Linked DNA regions of Homo sapiens: region 2 is linked to region 1. A link is a loop called in an ENCODE intact Hi-C map of the cell type or tissue named here. Cell type or tissue: natural killer cell. All regions are shown on one strand. Region 1 overlaps FXYD6-FXYD2 (FXYD6-FXYD2 readthrough). Region 2 overlaps SCN2B (sodium voltage-gated channel beta subunit 2).

The links. Hi-C counts contacts between places; a loop is a spot of excess contacts. Peaks named below come from ENCODE experiments on the same cell type or tissue, not always from the same donor. Only the 100,000 strongest peaks of a DNase experiment are listed, where the experiment ranks them.
Region 2: it touches region 1 in a loop (5-fold over the local background); 5 of 110 quality-filtered maps call a loop at or near these places.

What each region holds. Positions count from the first base shown.
Region 1 is chr11:117,842,889-117,845,388 of GRCh38, forward strand. All of the region lies in intron 1 of FXYD6-FXYD2 (FXYD6-FXYD2 readthrough), which reads right to left. All of the region lies in intron 1 of FXYD6 (FXYD domain containing ion transport regulator 6), which reads right to left. Among named protein-coding and RNA genes, the nearest start is that of FXYD6-AS1, 10 kb to the left of the region's middle. RefSeq lists an enhancer at 1-23. In natural killer cell, CTCF peaks have their summits at 1,257 (motif pointing right) and 1,456; a DNase peak (open chromatin) is centred at 1,283.
Region 2 is chr11:118,170,719-118,173,218 of GRCh38, forward strand. The region is part of intron 1 of SCN2B (sodium voltage-gated channel beta subunit 2); the gene reads right to left. Among named protein-coding and RNA genes, the nearest start is that of SCN2B, 4.7 kb to the right of the region's middle. In natural killer cell, CTCF peaks have their summits at 1,093 (motif pointing left) and 1,295; a DNase peak (open chromatin) is centred at 1,103.

The DNA of each region.
Region 1 (2,500 bases):
GCACTCATGACTTGGTGAGGGTTCAAACAACCTAAGCACAAGCAGTTGACTTTTTTTTTTTTTGAGACAGAGTCTCGCTATCTTGCCCAGGCTAGAGCGTAGTGGCATGATCTCGGCTCACTGCAACCTCCGCCTCCCAGGTTCAAGTGATTCTTCTGCCTCAGCCTCCTGAGTAGCTGGCATTAGAGGCGTGTGCCATCATGCCCGGCTAATTTTTTGTATTTTTAGTAGAGACAGGGTTTCATCATGTTGGCCAGGCTGGTCTCGAACTCTTGACCTCAAGTGGTCCATCTGCCTCAGCCTCCCAAAGGGCTGGGATTATAGGCGTGAGCCACCACCAGTTGACATTTCTTGGACTCTTAGAGAATGCTCTGCATGTATTAATTCAATTGGCACAATTGAGTTAGTACAATTAGCAAGCACTACAACTAACGCAGGCCGAGAACCTGAAGCTTAATGAGGCTGACATGCACCAGAGTGAGTAGCAGGGCCTAGATCCTAACCCAGCATGGTAACTCCTCCACCACGTTGCCTCTGGGACGTGACTTTGAAGATCTCAACTGTGTCCTTCTCTCCAGGCCACCCTTCTGTGGCCATCCCTAGTTCATTCTGACAGCCAATACCCCATCAGAAATGTCTCTTAATATCAGACTAAATGGGGCCAGTAAACCAGTGTCCCTCTAGTCTAGCCAGCTGGGTGGAGAGGAGACTTGTGGTTTCCTGGGCCCTGAAGCGCTGACAGCCCTCCTTCAGGTACCCTTTACGTCCCACCTCAAAAGTCCCCAAGTCAGCTCTTCCCACAGGCTTTGGTTCAGAATCCTCCAGAAAGGTGGTTTGATTCTACAAAAGGAGTTTGAAGGCTGGTTCCACGAGCCTCAGCACCCCAGCCTCTGCTTCCCCAGAGGATGCGGAGGTCTCTGCTCAGGAGCTCATCAGTCCTGGTCTCTGGGTGGATGGCCCCAGGTGGGCTATCCTGGTGGAAGCAGGAGGCAGGGCCAAGAGGTGGCACCCAGGGATAGATTTCAATGGCAGGACACACATCTCACTCCTGGGCTTAAAGGAGCATGGTTAAGAGCCAGAGAGGAGACAGAGAGGCTTTTCCTGAACCAGGAAAGCCCAAGGCTGGGTGCTGTTTTCCATGTGGGGTGAAACTGGCAGTGGCCTGAACCCCTGGACATCCGTCCAGTCCAAGACCCTGATTGCCCCCAGCACGGTCACTACCTTCCTCCGGCCTTGAGCAAGCAGCCGCCACTGCACTTCACCTCTCGGCCACCAGGGGTCAGAACGACTGCATCCACAGCCACGTCAAGGCCCAAACCTTGATTCAAAAAGCCTTTATCAAAAGGTGGTAATTTGCTTTCAATGCTGTCTCATTTCACACTTGTATTTCCTTTGAATGCTACACTGTATCTTATATGTATAAAAATATATGTAACATACACATATAATGAGGCATAGTAATAATAGAAACACCCATAAACCAGCAGCTTAGGAAATGGAGCTTTACAAAGACTGCTGCAGTGACCTCTATTTCCCTCCACCCCATCCCCCTGCCTCTCTCCCAGAGGTGGCCAGTATCCCAAAAATATATATTTTTATTTTTATTTATTTATTTATTTATTTTGAGACTGAGTCTCCCTGTGTCGCCCAGGCTAGAATGCAATGGTGCGATCTCGGCTCACTGCAACTTCCACCTCCCGGGTTCAAACGATTCTCCTGCTTCTGCCTCCCAAGGAGTTTGGATTACAGGCATGCACCACCACACCCAGCTAATTTTTTGTATTTTTAGTAGAGACAGGGTTTCACCATGTTGGTCAGGCTCAAACTTCTGACCTCAGGTGATCCACCCACCTCGGCCTCCCAGAGCGCTGGAATTACAGGCGTGAGCCACCGCGCCTGGCTGAAAATACATATTTTTAATCATTCCCTTGCTCTTCTTCTAAAAAGCTGCCAATCAACAGATATAAAATTTCAGTTATGCAAAATGAGTAAGTGCTAGAGATCTGCTGTATAACACTGTACAGCATAATTAACAATATTGAATTGCACACTTCAAGATATGTTAAGAGGGTAGATCTCATAGTAAGTGTTCTTTCCACAATTTAAAATATACAATTCACACATCAGGAAGTTTGCCATCTTAAACTGTACAATTCAGTGATTTTTAGAACATTTACAAACTTATGCATTCGTCACCAATCTCGGGTTCCAAGACATTTCATCCTCCCAAGAAGAAACTTGTATCCATCGGCAGTCACCCCCGACTCCCCTTCCCTTCAACCCTGAAACCATTCATCTACTTTTTGTCTCAATGGGTTTGCCCACTCTGGACATTTCACATAAATGAAATAATAAAATACATGGACTTCTGTGTCTGGCTTTCAAGTTAGCATAATGTTTTCAGGGTTCATCTACCTTGTAGCATGTATGCATATTTTATTTCTCTTTATGGCTGAATAATATTCCACTGTATGGATATTCACCTTGCTCTTTGTCTTAA
Region 2 (2,500 bases), 330 kb after region 1:
TGTAAAACGCAGTTGGTGACACCGATCTCCCAGGGTTGTTTCGATAATGAAAAGAAGCAGTAAGTATTCAGCAAATGGTAGCTGCTATTATCCTCAATTCTCCCCAAGTTCTGCCTTGCAAACAGGAAGGGCTTCTAGGGGAGCCTCTGGCCTGGCCTGAGGGCACCTTGGAGACTGCCCCACTCCAACCAGTCCGTAGGAATTGGCGAACAGCCCAGGCCTGCAGGGCTCCTATTTTTCAAACTTTTTTTTTTTCTTCACAAAGCCGTAGAAGCAGCCGCCCTGCAGCCTGCAGGGAAATCAACATCTGCCTGGAGCACCCTTCTGCCAGCCCCGCCCCTGGCCCGAGTGACCAGGGCAAATGGCAGGACTTAAGAACCAGAGATTCTCTGAACTGGCAGCAGCCCTGGATGGAGGGGTAGGCATGGGGACCTCATCTGTTCTCCAAGCTGGGAGACAGCTGTCACCATCTGCGTTTTCTAGAGGAGGAGTCCAGGGCCGAGGATTCCAGGTGTGAGCTTAAGTGCTCATTAGGGGAATAAGGACTGGGGAGGCTGAGTGGGCCCCTGTCAGGAAGAACAAAGCCCAATTCCATCTCCTGTACTTTCATCGCCGTTCTGAAAGCATCTGGCAGCGCACCAGCCAAGGAGGAGGTGTGCAGAAAATGCCAACAGCATCTTCATCTGCAGAGGCCCAGAGCTCTGAGGGAAGGCACTGACAGTGCTTGTCCTGAGCTTACCTCCCATCCCAGGAATGTCCTATCCCTCTAGCTCTTCCCTTGGAAGGTCGATCATCTTCCCAGGGGCTCCCCAGACCAAAAAGTCTGCGTTCTGCGAAGCCCGGCGGACTCTGTGCGGGCCTCTGCCCCCCACCAAGCCCAAGGCAGTGCTCCAGATTAGAACTTGAACCTCACCATCTCGAAGGAGCTAGCACCCTGCCGTGGGGGAGGGCAGGGTAGAGAGGAGTGCGGGGGCGCCTTTTCTGGCCGGCAGGACGGGGGCAGCCGGAGAGGTGCAATGCGGGCTCCCCCTCCCCACCCTGCAGCGGGGCCCTGCAGAAGGTACCGGGCGGAACACGCGTGCCCTCTAGTGGTCACAGAGTCAAACGTCAAGTTCCATCCTGCGGAGCGAGCATGGGATCCGGAGCCACAGCTGGAGCTGAGATCAGAAACCGTAGATCTAGCCCCATTGTTTTACCGGTGAGGAAAGGCCATGAGAGCCACACACAGAGAATAGGGACAAGCTGAGGCCAGAATCATGGTTCCTAGCCCCTAATCCAATATCTCCACGTAAGCCTGTGGCCTCACCAGAATCCCAGCAGCTCTAGGGTGCTGGCCTCAGACCTCCCGCCAGTCCGGGCCCTCATTAAAGACGAGGGGACCATGGCTCAACAAGGTCAGAGCTGTGAGCAAAACTCTGGTCTCTTGATTAACTCTCCTGCTTCGGGAAAGCACCCGAATGCATGGCCAAGGCCACAGAAAGGACTTCATCACAGCCACAAACCCTTACAAAATGCTTACAACGAGCCAGGCACTGTCTACATACTCTACATACATCACCTCATTTAATACTAACAAAACCTGTTATCGCTCCCACATTCCGGATGAGGAAGATGGAGCACAAAGAAGTTAAGAGACGAGCCCAAGTTCACGGCTAGTAAGAGGCGAAGCTAGAATCTGAAGCCAGCCTGCCTGGCTCCAGACTGGGTTGAGGCATTGAAGCTGAGTGGTGAAGTGAGCCCCATTCCAAGGCATCCGATCTCTTGCCGACTATATGGCAGGTCCAACTCCAGGCAGGCCCGCCAGCAGGGAATTGTACCATTTAAAGGAACCTCCATACAAGGGGGGCCCACAATCTTCCTGGTTGTCCCATTTGAGACCAGGTCTGGGGCCTGTGTCTCCTGATTTTCAACTCACAGAAGGGAAAAGATCATCAACGGGATGAGGCTTCTGATCTTAGATCCAAAACCTCAGCAGTGGCGGGCCACCCGCTGTCTCCAAGGCACATCTGGGCCCTCAGGCCTCGTGTCATCCACTGTTCTAACTAGCCCATCTTGCAGAGACTATAAAAATTTGCTCATCTGCCAAATGCTGTCTCTTGCAGAGACTGGAAGTTAATCTCTTCACTCCTCTTTCCACCCTACAGCAACCTATGAGGTAATTATTTTCTTCTTGGTTTTTTTTTTTTTTTTTAAGTGTCTAAACAGATGAACTGTCTCCCGGGGCAGCCCCTGCCTCCCAGGTGAGTGTGGCATCCAGCCCGTATCTCCGCACCTGCACTGCCTTACCATCCAGACCCTTCCTGCTCAAGGGCCTCCCCAACCCCGGCCACTCCAGTCCATCCCCGTGCAGCCAGGAGCAACCCACCCTCATCACTCCTCACCTCCAGACCTCCAACGGCTACCCACTGCTTTCAGGATCAAGTCCAGGCTCCTGGGCACAGCTTCCAAGCCCTTTGGCATCTGGGACCAACCTATACCCTAGCCTCATCCCCTGCCAGCC